Linked DNA regions of Homo sapiens: region 1 is linked to region 2. The links are chromatin loops, found by intact Hi-C in ENCODE. Cell type or tissue: B cell. All regions are shown on one strand.

What was found. A loop is a pair of places that touch in the nucleus more often than their neighbours do. Peaks named below come from ENCODE experiments on the same cell type or tissue, not always from the same donor. Only the 100,000 strongest peaks of a DNase experiment are listed, where the experiment ranks them.
Region 1: it touches region 2 in a loop (11-fold over the local background); 1 of 110 quality-filtered maps calls a loop at or near these places.

The regions. Positions count from the first base shown.
Region 1 is chr21:44,563,202-44,571,201 of GRCh38, forward strand. TSPEAR (thrombospondin type laminin G domain and EAR repeats) reads right to left here. Exons shown (of 12, transcript NM_144991.3): 2 at 4,584-4,804. Among named protein-coding and RNA genes, the nearest start is that of KRTAP10-4, 6.5 kb to the right of the region's middle. In B cell, no CTCF peak of the experiment used is centred here; DNase peaks (open chromatin) are centred at 2,040 and 3,390; H3K27ac peaks cover 2,336 bases.
Region 2 is chr21:45,105,931-45,113,930 of GRCh38, forward strand. The region is part of intron 1 of ADARB1 (adenosine deaminase RNA specific B1); the gene reads left to right. Among named protein-coding and RNA genes, the nearest start is that of ADARB1, 35 kb to the left of the region's middle. RefSeq lists a silencer at 7,848-7,897. In B cell, no CTCF peak of the experiment used is centred here; DNase peaks (open chromatin) are centred at 4,061 and 5,061; H3K4me3 peaks cover 4,476 bases; H3K27ac peaks cover 5,833 bases.

The sequences.
Region 1 (8,000 bases), 540 kb before region 2:
ACAAATGATATAAATATATACTTGTTCTTTCTTCTCTGAGCATCTTTAAAAGCCATAAAATTATAGGAAGTAATAAGTATAACAATATATTGTTGGGTTTTAACATCTGTAGATGTAATATATATAACAACAAGACTACAAAAAGGACAAAAAGGAAAAGAGTTGTATAGGAGCAATCTTTTTGTATCTCACTGGTATTAAGTTGGCACAAATCTGAAGTTGATCTTGATAAGTCAAAATAAGTATATGGTAAACCCCAGAGCAAACACTAAGGAAAAACTAAAACAGTGTCATGGGAAAACATAAAGAAATCAAAATGCTACATTAGGAAATATGCACTTAATATAAGAGAAAGTAGTGAAGAAAGAATATAAGGACAGTGGTGACAAAAAAAACCCATAAACCCACAGAACCATATAAAACATATGGGAAATAAAAAGTAAACTAGTAGACATAAATTCAAGTACAGTTGATTTTCATTGTTAGTAGTAATTACATAAAGTCATTGCAAATACTGAATTAGGAAATAATATACCATTGTTCCTAGGGGAAATACAGAGTTTGGTTCTTGTAATCCTCTGGTCGCAGTTTCAACTATCAACATATAGTCGAGTGTTATATATGTTTAATAATTATTGTTTATTCATTAACATTGAACTCAGCCAACAGTACTACAACTTATGCCTTAACAAAGCTTCTCTAACATACATATTTTCTCTGTAAGGCACATCACAGCCTTTTTGCACTTAGGAACACTGAACAGCCCCTTCACCACCATGCCTGAGGGCCATTTTAAACAGTAAAGTCACCCAAAAAATCACAAAAATGTGAAAATGTGGCATTAAGTAGATTACAAAAAAAAATGCTTATTTACAATATGAGAGCTGAAGCAAGAATGCAGAGTGTGCCTTGTTCAACCTTATCTGGGAACATGCATTTTGGGAGACTCAAATTTCTCACTAATCTGTGCATGCCAATGAATGACCACAAAAGTGCCACCAGTATTTGAGATTACAAATTAATTTTAGAGAGTAGCTGAATTTGCAAATACAAAATTCATAAAAAATGAGGTCAACTGTATATCAATAACAACATTAAATGTAAATAGATTAAATAACCCAGTCAAAAGGCAGAGGCTGTCAGACTGGATTAAATAAAAAACAAGATGTAATAGATACTCTGTAAAGTAGGCATTCTTTATATTGCAATATACAACTAGATTGAAAGTAAACAGAAAGAGATAAACTATACAAACAACAACCATGAGAAAATTGGAGTAGCCCAACTGCTGTCCGATAAAATAAATTTTAAAACAAAAATTGTTACTAGAGATTAAGAGGAACACTTTATAATGATAAAAGGTCAACCTATCATGAAGGTATAATAAATATAAACATGTATGGAAATAATAAAAGAGCACCAAAATACATGAAGCAAAAGCTGACAGAAATGAAGGGAGAAATAGACAAGTCAACAATATTAATTGAATAGTTCAACACCGTAATTTCAACAAACGGATAGAATAACTAGGTAGAAGATCAACAAGAAAAAGGAAAACTTGAATACAATAAACCAATAAAGTCTAGCAGACACCTTTAGACTGTTCCCACCTGATGACAGCAGAATATACATTTTTTTGAAATGCATATGCAGTATCGTCTAGCATAGGACATATGTTAGGCCATAAAATAAACCTCCAGTAAATTTAAAAAGACAGAAATAATGCAAAGTATGTATTCTGGCCACAATAAAATAAAATTAGAAATCAATAATAGAAAAAAAACTGGGGAAACACACAAATATGTGAAAATTAAACAGCACACTCTTATATAACCAACAAACAAGTCAAAAAAGAAACCAAAAGGAAAATCATAAAATCATCAAGATGAATAAAAATGAAACCCAAAATACCAGAACTTATGAGATGCAGCAAAAGTATTGCTTAGAGAGAAGTTTATAGTTGTAAATACCTGTATTAAGAAAGATCTCAAATCAATAACCTAACCTACTTTAAGATGCTGGAGAAAGAAGAGCCAACTCAAAGCAAGCACAATGAAGGAAATAATGAAGATTAAAGTGGAAATAAATAAAGAATTAAAACCAATTCTTCACAAACCCTTTCAAAAACTAAGAGGAAGTATTACTTCCTAACTCATTCTATGAGGCTAGTATTAGTCTCATACCATAATCACACAAAGACATCATAAGAAAAGAAAACTACAGACCAATACCACTATCTCTCATGATATGAACGCAAAATACTCAACAAGATACTAGCAATCTGAATCCAGCAACATAAAAGAAGAGTTATACACCATGGCTAAATGGGATTTATCCCTGGGATACAAGATTGGTTTAATATCTAAAAATCAATTAATGTAACACAACACATCAACAGAATAAAAAACAAAAATAGCATGATTATAACAATAGATGCAGAAAAAGCAGTTGATAAAATCCACCATCCTTTCATGTTAAAAACACTCAATAAGATAGAGCAGGAAACTTGCTCAATTTGTTAAGGGCATCTATGAAGAATCCACAGTTAATATTATACTTAGTGGGAAAAAATAAAAAGCATTCATATTGGAAAAGAAGAAACAAATCATCTCTATTCACAGATGATATAATCTTATATATAGAAAATCCTAAGAAATTCACTAAAAAGCTGCCAGCTCAGCAAGGTTGCAGGATACAACGTCAACACACAGAAATCAATGGTATTTCAGGCCAGGTGTGGTAGCTCATGTCTGTGATCTCAGCACTTTGGGAGGCCCAGACCAGCCTGGCCAACATGGCGAAACCCTGTCTCTACTAAAAATACAAAAATTAGCTGGGCATGGTAGTGTACACCTGTAATTCCAGCTACTCTGGAGGCTGAGGCGGGAGAATCGCTTGAACCCAGGAAATAGAGGTTGCATTGAGCCGAGATTGCACCACTGCATTCCAGCCTGGGTGACAGAGTGAGACTCTGTCTCAAAATTAAATAAATAAATAACGGTATTTCTATATATTTGCAATTAACAAGCCAAACATGAAATTATTTATAATAGCATCAAAAAGGAAAAAATACTAGGACTAGATTTAACAAAATAATTATAAAACTTATACTCTGAAAACTATAAAACATTATTTTTGTTTTGTTAAGGAAGATGTAAACAATGGAAAAGCATCATACGTTCATTAATCTGAAGTCCATGATCCACTCATGTTAATATTGTTAACATGACAATACTCCCCAAATTAATTACAGATTTGTCCAATCTCAAGCTAACTTCTCTGTAGACATTCACAAGTTGATTATAAAATCAATATGTAATTACAAGCGATCCAGAATAGCCAAACCAAAATTTAAAAAGAGGAACAAAGTTGGATGACTCATAGTTCCCAATTTAAAGATTTACTACAATAAATCTTGGTTACTACAGTAACCAAGACTGTGTGGTACAAATATATAAATAGACAAATGAATGAATAAAGTAAAATTGAGAGTCCAGAAATAAACCCACCTATCTATAGTCAATTTATTTCTCACAAGGTTGTCAAGACCATTCAATGAGGAAAAAATAATCTCCTTAGCAAATGGTGTGGGGGCAACTGAATATCTATATACAAAAGAACAAAATTGACCCCCTACCTCACACCACATACAAAAATTAAATGGATTGAAGACTCACATGTAAGTACCAAAAGTATAAAACTCTTAGAAGAAAACATAAGGGTAAATCTTCATGACCTTGGATTTGGCATTGGATTCTTGGATATGATATCAAAAGTACAAGCAACAAAATAAAAAAAATAGATAAATTGAACATCATCATGGTTTAAACATTTTGTGCTCCAAAGGGCTCTACCAAGAAAGTAAAAGGAAAACCCACAGAATGGGAGCAAATATTTGCAAATCATATATCTGATAAGGGGCTCATCAAATACATAAAGAATTCTTTATAACTGAGCAATAAGTCCATTAATCCACGAAAAACTGGGCAAAAAATTTAAATGAACATTTCTCCAAGGAATATGCACAAATAGCCAGTACACACATGAGAAGTGCTCAACACCACTGTTGGAAATGCAAATTCATTTTTATTTACTTCAGAAGGACCTGCTGCACAGATATGACGTGCACTGTCCCAGAAACCGTGGGGAAGGGGACAGAGACAAACATTACTGTCTTCACCTTCCAAACTAGTAGGCAGAGGATGGGATGGGGCTTGTCTGTTAGATTTGGGATTGATGGCACTTCAAGTCTTAGATAAATGGGTCTACAAAGTGTCCCTTTTTAGATGTGATTTTATTGTTAGCGCTTCCTGCCAAAGGATGTCAACATAAAAACTCTGAGCACTAGTCCCTCGATTGCAGGAATTGGCTGTGCAAACCACTAGCAAATGGTCACACAGACTCTCACATACTGCCAGTGACAGGGACCTCACTACCTAGCAAGGCCAGCCACTCTTGATCCCAGAGAAACCCAGAGAGTCCTTGACAAATGCCGCCCCTCAACCTGTGCACGCGTTGGTACTGGGAACCTCACAAGGGAAAATTACGCTATTATAACACGAAGTGCAGAAAGTGCCACTGACCTTGGGTGGAAGATTGGGAACTCTCAAAGTTACGACGATGGAAAATTCTTCAGGGAAGAGGTCACACTGGGAGAAAATCCTGGATGCTGGGAAGCTCATGGTGCGGGGGGCGGCTACTGAGAGCTGGAGTCCCCGTGCACCGTGAACCTGAACTATCCTGATCCCGCTTGTGGCGCCATCAGAAGGGACCACTTCCGCCAGGATGTCCAGGGGGCGCAGGTCTGTGGCAAAGAAATCACAGGTGGGTTAGGCCAGGACACCCCCAAAAGTGGATACCCATAACAGCCAACATGTATGGGGCATCAGCGTGGCAGGCACTTTACATAGCACTATAGCCCCTATGAGCTGTGAACCAAGGTTATCTCTGTTTCAGTGGTAAGGAAACAGAGGCACCATGAGGTGTGCCCGTGTGGCCTCCCCCCACCCCTCCTCCTGCTCCTGGGGGATCTTGCACGGCTGCCTCTGAGCTGCAGGTAACATTCCACCCATGGCTGCTGTTTTCAAGTCGGCAGCCAGGCACTGTGCAGGGTGAGCTGTGCGGGACGAAGGAAGGAACGCATGGCCCCACCGCAGCCACGGGAACCCCAAAGGAAACGCAGGAAGCGGCTGGGAATGAGACCAGGCAGGCCCAGGCTCCTGTCTGCTGGCCTCCCTTGGGTCCCTGTGCTGCCCTTGGGTGCTGTGGGAGGCTGGAGCTGCCATGGAGCTGGCAGTGCCTGCCCCTCGTCCCCCTCTGGGCGTGCCAGGGGAGTGGATAAGCTCCTGGGGAACCTGGGATTCAAAGTTGGTGGGAACATAATTGATGGGCTGGCCTGGCCTCCTCCGAGGCCAGGTGACAGGGAGGAAAATGGGAAGCATGGAGGGCATTCGGGGCTAGCAGAGGGCTGCAGATCAGATCCCTGGCCCAGGCTGAGTGGCTGGGAGCAGAGCCTGAGACTGATGCCTGGACCCTCCTCAGCTCGGCCACTGCAGCTGGCCCCAGCCTGGGTAAATGCCAGGGCGTGGCTGAATGAAGCAGGTGTTCCTGGAGCTGTCTCCCTCCGTCTGGCAGTCTTGCTGAGGGGCCTCCTGCCTCAGCCTGGCATGAGGGTGTTGGGTCAGTCCACTCTGGCACCCTCTAGGGTTCATCTTCCCCCACGTGCCCATCCTGGCCGGCATTGTGTAGGGAATGTCATGGATTCTCTGTGAAGGCCCCGGAAGGGCTTTGGTCAAACATCTCAAGCAGAGGCCTTCCTCCCCCGCCTGCCTGCACGTGGCAGGGCCCCAGTGAGCAGCTGGAGAGCAGGACTCCACTCCAGGCCAGGAGAAGGCACAGCCCTTCCTTGCACCGCCACGTGCATCGCAGTGCCACAGCTGCAGTGAGACTTCGATCCTCTGTGTCCTCCAGAGAGTGTGAGCACCTGGGATGGAGCAGTTCTGCAGAAGAGCCTACCCTGGAAAAGCATCCTGGTCCGCACACGCGCACACAGGGTGTGAAACGCAGGGTGTGATGGGCACTTCTTTCTTAGAAAAACCGGATGTGATGCAGCCGTGCACGTCCGCAAGTGTGCACACAGGGTGTAACGGGCACTTACAAAAACCGGATGTGACGCAGACGTGCAGTGCAGGAACAGCCGGCAAAGCAGCCGTGAGCACCCTGGCTGCAGGACGCTGCCTGGGCCTGGCCCAGGCACAGAGTGGGAAGATGTGGCAGGACACACCATGGGCCAAGGATGGAAAGGATGCAGAGGGTCCTGGCTGGGGCAGGGGTGTGTGTGTGTGTGACCCACAGCACCAGAGAGTTTGGGGACATGCAGATGGAGGGAGCACAGTGAAGAAAGTGTGGCCTGCTTTAGGACAGGAGAATGTATTATTATTGTTACTATTTATGCAATTAAACACAAAAGGTAGAGTGTGAGGAGGCTTTGCCGCTTCTTGGAAAGACCCTGAGTTATAAAACATGCCACGACATAGGGACAGCAACAGTGGACACTGTGTGTAGAGAGGTCTGTGTACAGGGACCACCCCCGATGGAGGCTGCTGTGTGTGTTTAGGGGGTCCCAGGCTGACTCTGGGAGGATTCTGGCATCTTGGTGTGGGGGGATTCTGTGCCTCAGGGCTCTGATGTTGGCCCAAGCCTCAGGCTGGCGGAGGTTGGGGATGAGACTCCACATACTGTGGCGTTGCGTCCTGGGTCCCCTGGAAAGAATGGGTCTCTAAGTAAACCCCATGCACCCTACTGCCCCTCCCCCCAGTCTCAGAGAGACACTGCTGCACAGCACTGCCTGGTGCTGGGCTCACCCCTGGGGGTTTAGCTTGAGCACGACCAGGGGCCACCTCCTCAATGAGGAAACGTGGGGGCCACCATCCAGAAGGTGCCCTGCCCAGCACTCAGGATGAGCCTCTGCCCTGCTGAGCCCCGGGATAGACAGTCAGCCCATCGCTCGCTGGGCTTTGGCAATCAGGAAACAGAATCCTGACCATCCCAGCAAGAGCCTCTCCCTCCACTGTTTAATTAAAATAGCCTCTTCCTGGCTCCGGACCCCACGCCTGCAGTGTTGTGTGCCTCTCAGCCTCCTGGGAGTGGACACCCAAGGGCAGATGAGTCCCTGACACAGCCTCGGCAGTGCTGGGTGGGGGCCTCTGGATGTTGACCTGCCCTCACAGCCACCTTGTGGGGCATCCTCCTTGACTCTATCATCGGTGAGACATGGGTCCAGAAGCCAGGAATTATGGAATTACAGAAGGGGCTGCAGAGATAAGCTCGTTCACAGCCTCAGGCACAGGCCAGGTATAGCCACTGAGGATGGAGAAGGAGGGAACCGGGCGCTGCTTTGAAAAGAAGAAAGGTATTGAATCCAACATAGGAGCTTTGCCTTGAGAAACTAGAGAAAGATGAGGAAATGGAACCCACAGCAAGCAAAGGGAAGGATGGGGCAGGAGTCCACGCAATTGAAAACAAAAGGAAAATAGAGGAAACTGATTAAACCCAAGCTGGTTCTTTGAGATCCATCAAATTGATAAACAATATGGAGAACAAAAGGGGATATTGCTAAACAATTGTCAGAAATTAAAAGGCTGATAAGGGAACTCCATAAACAACACCACGTGTTGTTTATCAAAACCTCAGATAATGTGGACCAATTCCTTGATAGGCGCAAATACCAGAACTTATTAAAGAAGAAAAGATAATTGGGAGGTCCAATATCTAATAAAGGACACCTTCCAACACAGAAAAACTACAGTTTCCTGGAAAATACTACCAACCCTTTAAAGAAGAAAAAATGTCAATTCTACATCATCTCTTTCAGAAGATAGAATAGGAGAAAACACCAACTCTTTTCATGAAGGCAGTGTTACCAAACCAGGCAAAGGCATTGCAATAAGAGAAAACTACAGACCAACCAAAATCCTCAATAAAATATTAGCAAATACAAT
Region 2 (8,000 bases):
TTGCTTTTTTAGGCTTTTTGCTAGTGATAGTGTTGTCTTTGTTCTGTAAAACAACTGTAAAGGAATACCAACAATCTAGTGCAGAAATTCTTTTGTAAGAACAAGCTACCCTGATGTCATGTCGTGTTTTAGGACTGTTTGCTTCTCAACCTGATGAAGTTGTTCTTAGCTGTTTGCTTTGTTTTCTCATCCACAGCAGTATTCCTTTCTTTGCCTTTAATGCAATTGTATCTTGAGCAGGCTTGTTAAATCCCGTGGGAGGCTTTTTTTTTTTATAGGTCCTTTCTCTACTTGGCTATGTTGCCTGCTGAGTTTAAAGCCTTTTTATGATATTTAACAAAGCCCTCTGTGTTCAGCGTGGGTTGTGGTTGTGTTTAATGTTTCAACCTAGACTCGTGTATTAAGTACAGATATCATCTGTCACTTAACTTAGCCTTGCTCTCAGTGTGTTTATCATCATGTCTCTAAGGCCATCCTAAATACGTGACCTGGAGAGAGAGGGGGTGGCTAGGCCAAATGCTGGGATGCCTGCACTCCGTTTCTTAGCCGTGAGTCTGTGCTTGGAAACCCACGAGAACTCTGGGGAGCCACAGGCCTTGGGGCTTTTAGCTGTCCCCCTTTTCTCTTACTCTCCGGATGAGTGACTTGGGAACTTCCGAGCAACTTAAAATATTTAGCTCACTTTACTTTAATAAACCATTTTTAGTGCTATCTATGATAGGGTCCTTCCAGTGGGAGGTACACAAATTTAACTTAACTATAGTTAAACAAGAGCCAGAAAGGTAAAGAAGGTATTGTTGAGAACAAATACGGCTGGATGCACTTTTGGGGTGCAAATTTGTCTCTTCTCTGTGTCAGTTGTATCTCCCCAAAGCAAGGAATAAGTGCTGGAGTTGAGTGCGTCAGAGCAGGGCTTGTGGCAAGGCAGGAAGAGGCTGCACAAAGCACAGATGTGCAGTTTCATTAGTCAATATGGAGGAATCCTGAGGTACCCACTGGCTATGTTGAGTAAAGGAAAGAAAAAACAAAGGCATACCATGTGGAAAAGAAGAAATAAAACTACCTCTTTTGGGAGTATCTGGAAAACCCTAGAGCAGTCCTGTCCAGTAGAAATACAAAATTAATATGCAAACGTCAATGTTATTCATATATACAAAAATAATCAGAAGATATTATGGAAGAGACAACCCCATTAACAATAGCAACAACGAGAAAATATTTAGGAATAAATGTAATGAGAACTGTTCAAAAGCTAAGTGAAGAAAACAATAAGTTGAGAAAGACACAGAAGTCGCCTTGAGCAGGTGAAGACACCTTGTTCTCGGTTAAGATGGCTTGGCTCATTAAGATGTCAGTTGTCAGGTAATTTTCAAATTTAATGTGATGCTAATATTTGAAAGCAAAAAGACTCAGCTTTTTTTTCTTGGGCTGGACATGTCGATTCTAAAATTGAAATAGCATGAATACCTAGAAAACTTAGAAAAGAAAGAGCCAAGAAAAGGAGAATAGCTCTACTAGATATTAAAACATACTACAAAGGCTATATGGAAAATAGTGTGGCAAGGTTGCATGAAGAACCAGACAGACCAATGGAGGAAATAAGCCCATATATAGATGGAAATCTAGTATATGATAAAGATAGTATCTCAGATTGTTGGGTCAAAGATAGATTGTTAGAGTCAACGTTCTTGGGACAATTGGACTCCATTTTGTAAAATACATCATTAGGATTTATAGCTTACACCACATGCAAAAATAGGCTGCAAGTGGGTCAGAGAACTCAGTGTGAAAAAGGCAACTGTTCCAATGTTAGACACAAACATGGTTGAATATTACCTATGTGTTGGGAAAGGCTTTTTTAAAGGCGTAACTCAAAATTCAGCTTCAACAAAGAAAAGATGGATGAATTTGACTGCATTCCAAAATACTGCGACCAGCCTGGGCAACATGGCAAAACCTATTTTTACAAAAAATACAAAAATAATTTGGGTGTGGTGGCACACACCTGTAGTCCCAGCTACTTGGGAGGCTGAGGTGGGAGGATCACTTGAGCCCAGGAGGTTAAGGTTGCAATGAGCCATGATGGTGCCACTCCAGCCTCGGTGACAGAGCGAGACCCTGTCTCAAAAAAAAAGTAACAACTTTGCCTGACCAAAAACAAAACAGAAAAACACAATAAGGTCAAAAGACAAAAATACCAATTGTGTGAAAACCTTTGTAGCATATCATAAATGTTTTAAAAGTTGAGGGAGAAGAAACCCGAAATTCTAGGAAAATGGGAAAAAGGTATGAACAGACACATATGCACATATACACGTACATAAACATGGCCCATACACTTTACCAAGATACCATTTCTTACAGATGTGCAAATAATCAAAAGTCTCACTTGATAGCTATTTCTAATAATGTTGCTATTTCTCATGTACGTGCTTAATTGGAAATGGTGTATTAAATAAAGGTGAAGAGGCAGTTGCCTTTTCAGCTTAAAAGAGCATTAAAGTTTATGATTGTTAACTTCTAAATTTATTCTCAGTGTGCTTTGAAATAGACTTTATAACAAAAGCAGCACTAACTCTCCCTAGATTTCCTAGGAAGCAGGTACCAAATTCTTATGCACCTGCATGCACAGGCTGCCAGGATGCCCCCGCTCTACTGTGGATTATTCTAGGCTGTTTCTCCTTCCTTCCAACCACCACACCCACATCCCTAAACCTAGGGGTTTAAATTTAGGTAACACACCTAGGGCTTGTTAAATTTAGGTAGTTTCCACACTTCGACCTTTTTTCTTAGGATGGCTCTGTATTCATTATGGATTTCATAAGTCACATGGCTGGAAGGTACCTGATATTCTTAGGATGGCTCTGTATTCATTATGGATTTCATAAGTCACATGGCTGGAAGGTACCTGATACAGATTAAACACAGAATTTAGTTAGGATAGCATTCTGTCTTTGAAGGCTGTGTGATTGCAGCCCAGGCCAAGCCAGGCAGAAGTTGGGTCACTTGAGCAGGGCCCTGCAAACACACCTGAAGGAGGTGGCATTGCTAGGACTCTACTTTTGGGGCTGAATCAGCAGAGGCAAAAGGACTGAGTAAGTCCTTGCTGAGGATGGCACAGCTCTCAGCTACAGAGCTAGGACCAGACCAGGCTCTGGGGTTCATGCGGGAATCACCAGTCTGCGCTGCTGCCTCCTCCTGTATGCGTGTGTGTGTGCGCGCGTGTGCGTATATGTGTGTGCGCGCGTGTGCGTATATGTGTGTGCACGTGTGTTTGCGCGCGTGTGTGCGCGCTTGTGTGTATATGTGTGTGCGCGCGTGTGCGTATGTGTGTGCACTGCGCGCGTGTGCGCGCTTGTGCATATATGTGTGTGCACGTGTGTGCGCGCGTGTGCGTATATGTGTGTGCACGTGTGTGTCCCCATGAGTCCTGTGGCACCACCGAGTTGTCATGAATGCTTTCGTTTAACGAGTCAGGAGCAGTTTCCCATTTTGTAGGCTGTTTTTCTGTGACCTGGATTTTAATGGCTTGGTCAACAGGTGGAAAAGTATCCACCTTTCCTTATCAGTCTGGAGGCTGGTTGGTTTTTTCTGCGTCGCCTGCGTCACCACTTCCTGATGTCAGCGCACGGGGCTCTGCGCCCCCCCAGGACTGGAGGCTCCGTGTAGATGGAGACTTTTGTTTTTGTCCCATCCTCCTGGCATGTAGAAGGCCCTCAAATACTTGTTGAAGAATAAATGGACGGGCTTTGGTATTTTATAACCTAGCAATGCACCTTTTGGTTGTTTCCAGGTTTACTATTAAAACCAACGTCTTGATGCCCCTCTTTCTGGATGCTTTTGGTGATAGAGAAGCCAAATCACGCTGGTTTTAAGCAAAAATCATGTATTTGCTCCTGAAATTTTCCTTTGAAAACTTTCTGTGTGCGGTTGTACGTCAGTATGTGGTTTTCAGCCACACTGGGAGGCGCCTTTCTCTCTCTTTTTGTCGCTATAGACATTAGTGGAAAGCCACAAGTAGCGTGGGGGCTGCCTCTAGTCACGCTTCAGCTGCAAGTGCGGTGTGAGCATCTATTTTTACCTCACAGTCCTCGCTCTGAAAAATTCTGACCACTTTTATTTTTAACATTCTGCTCTATTAGCTGGGTGCAGGGAGGAAGGAAGCTCAAATTAGTCAGTTTACTTTGTATTTATTTTTACTTGACCTTTTCACTTCCACATTTTGAGAAGAAAATGTGAGACTCTTTCCTCTGCATAATTTTCTTCCTTGAGGAGAAACCATTTTCAGTCATGCTTGGAAAGAGGTGGAGATAACCTCAGGGTAGCATGTTTAGCGTTTTCCATTCACGAAACAAACCTTAAAATGTTCATCTGTTTATTCTATGAAATAATTAGTTTCTTATTTCCCACGAATTTGAAAACCAGTACATTTCTGTGCCAAGTAATGGCTGTGTTTTCTTGACCATCCGGCAAGTCTCTACCTGGGTGTGGTGACTTGGGGACCGCGTTGTCAAAGAGCCAGTGAGGCGGGGGTGTGGAGAATTTGTTTGCCCTTTGTTTTTCACTTACCTTTTTCTGCAGGAATTGAACTAAACAATTGCTACTGACAATGATGTATTTTAATTCCTAGGAGGTTAAACTCCTCACCTAGAACAGTTTGATTAATAAACCTAATCTATTTAAGCATGTGTCAATCCTTTTGGAAATTGTAATATTCAAGGACTTGCTAGCATTTATGGCTCTTTAAATATTTCTAGTTATAGTTGCTGTCAGGATTCATTTATTTTGATTGGGTAATTAGTTTTTTACCATTATTTTAAAAACTAATAAACATTTTAATCAGATCTCATGGACAGAAAGCCAAGATTCTTGTGCTGCTTCCTAAATGCAGTGGGCGCATCTCTGTCAGTTTTTACCTGCTGGAAGGTACTCCTGAGTGCTGTGCTGAGCTCTGCCCATCTGTCCATCCTCTTGGGACACTCATCCCTTTCCCATTCTCTGCTCTGTGAGGGGATGGTGCTAGTGAGAGCTCAGGTCGAGAGGGCTGGGGTGCTCCTTCGTCTCTCAGCTCATCAGCAGTGACTTGGAAGACAATCAGGGTCTACCTGTGTTGTTGAGAAGCGTTACGCAAGCAGGAAAGCGCACAAGAGGAAGGCGCAGCTGAGTGAAGCATTGCAGAGCCCGCCAGGCTGTGCCTTCCACCCAGGCCAGCACACGGAGCGCTGCAGTCCCTGAAGGCTTCCTCAGGCTCCTCCTGTTGGCGTGGGTGCCTGCCACTGACCTCTGTGGGTGACAGGTTTGTCACTTGAGCTTGTATCCTGCAACCTGTTTGTTTGGGCGTGCCTGTTTGTTTGTTTTTAACGTTTTAATAAACTTTATTTTTTAGAGCAGTTTTATATTTACAGCAAAATTGAGGGACAGGTACAAAGATTTCCCGTATGCCCCCTGCCCCCACACAGGCACAGCCTCCCCCATTATCAACATCCGTATCCGGAGCCGTGTATTTGTTACAGTTGATGACCCCATGTTGACACCTCATTACCCAGAGTTCATGGTTTCCATGAGGGTGCACTCTTAGTGTTGGACGTTCTATGGGTTTGTACACATTTATGACGATATGGATCCATCCTTACAGTATGCAGAATTGTTTCATTGCCCTTAAAGTCCTATGCTTAGCCTATTTTTTAACTATATAAATGCAGTCAAAGGATGTGTTTTTGTGTGTTTTCTTTTGTTCAGTATTACATGTGTGATGAGACTTGCCTGTGTTGTTGCCTGTTCGTTTTTACTGCTGTACATAGTACTCTGCTGTTTGACCATATCATATATTCATTCTGCTGACGATGGATAGTTAGACGGTTTCCAGTTTGGGGCCATTATAAGCAAAACTGTTCTGACCATACTGATACATGTGTTTTGGTAAAGAAGCACAGGTGTTGCTGGGGTGGATGGGCTGGCTGTGAGCACACGCACTTCAGCGTGAGTGGGTGATGCTGGCATGGTGCCTGGTTGGGCACTCAACTGCCTGCTTTCACCACACTCCCCATGTGGCATCAACTGCTTTGGAAGTTTCTGTCTTCTTAATTTTTACCATTCTGGGCAGGTGTGTGTGGTATTTTTCTGTAGTTTTGATTCTCATGGACCTGCTTACTAGTGAGATTGAGCTTTTGTTACATTTCATGGAATTCTGGACTCTCTGAGATGCCTCCCAAAGTGCCCAGCTACAGCCTCTGTCATCAGGGAAGGAGCAGGTATGGGAATGGTGTCTCTGCACACCTCATGTCTTGCCTACATCCTTCTTCAAGAAAATACTGGTTTTCCCCCTGAAAATGATAGAAATTGACTCATCATTTTTGAGTCTAGCTCAGGTGTCTTTTCTGGAATTGCCTTTTTTATTCGGTGTAAAGAGGCACAGGGACTTCATATCTGCTATAGATGAGTGAAGGTTGCCTAGACATGCACACAAGGCCCTTGGTGGACTTCCCCTATCCCTGGGGCTCCTCATAACCCTTCCCTCTTCTCTTCCCTGGACTTTCTGGGCTGGGGCCAGGGCTTGGGGTCGGGGGTGAGCCTTCCTCTCGGTGTGTATCTCTGTGTAGAGTTGCATGGTGAGATTCGGCTTCTGTTCTAAATGCAGTTGGGTGGAAATAAAGCAGGGATGGTCCTGAGTCACCCACATTCCTCTTGGTCAGTCTGCCCTGGTGTGAGGAGCTGGCAGCCTCTGCAGACCTTTGGTCCCACTTCCCATTTGGGGGATGTAGGCTTGTGTTATAAAATAGGTGAACATGTGATTTACTGATTTACTGCTTGAACAGGGACACTTTTGAGAGTGAAAGGGCCTGCAATTATTAATGACCCCAAGATGACATGTGATAACGAGGAAGTTCTGGGGAGATCAGGTCATGATCCCCAGAGTTATGATCTCAAAGATGGAGAGTGTCATAGGGAGGATGCCCCTCTGTGAGTTGTGAGGGGCCACGTGTGTCCTGTGTACACAGGCCCTAAGGGGTGCTGGGGCCATGTGGGTAGTCATAGGAAGATGGCTGGAGTTGGGAGGCAGAATGTTTAAGAAGTATTTCACTCATTGACTAAACTTAGTTGAGTTTTATTTGTCTGTGAAAAGGGAAATCTACTTGCCTTGCTTGCACGCCTTTCCTAGGGATATTTTGGGGACTAAAATGTGATAGTGAATTTTAAAATATTGGTTGAAATGGCCAGGCTCGGTGGCTCACGCCTGTAATTCCAGCACTTTGGGAGGCCGAGGTGGGTGGATCACAAGGTCAGGAGTTCGAGACCAGCCTGGCCAACATGGTGAAACCCCATCTCTACTAATAATACAAAAATTAGCCAGGCGTGGTGTTGCACACCTGTAGTCCCAGCTACTCGGGAGGCTGAGGCAGGAGAATTGCTTGAACACAGGAGGTGGAGGTTGCAGTGAGCTAAGATCGTGCCACTGTACTCCAGCCTGGGCGACAGAGCAAGACTCTGTCTCAAAAACAAAACAAAACAAAACTATATATATATATGTGTGTGTGTGTATATATATATATGTGTGTGTGTGTATATATGTGTGTGTGTGTGTGTGTGTGTGTGTATATATATATATATGTTGACATGTGAGTTTTTCAGTTTACTCTGAACTCTCTCCTTGTCTGTTTTTTAAAGCATCCTGAAAGGGAGTGTCTGTACAGCGTCACCTGTTAACAGCCACTAGGAAGCTGCCCTGAGAGTTGGACCTGGCCGAGCTCTCTGATACTTGAGCAGCCCTGCCCAGAGGAGCCTGTGCAGCACATGAGGGTTCTTCAGTATTGGTCGGTGTTTCGGGAGCCCTTACAATGAATGAACACAGCTGCAGCCCAGTGACCCCTCTTGGACAAGTGCGGAGATCAGTTTTAGCTCAGCTGCTTTCTGAATGTTTCAGATATTTCAAACTGGAAGTCACAAGTAGCTTTTACTTTTGCAAGCAGTCTGCTGTTATGAATAGCACGTATAAGAAAATT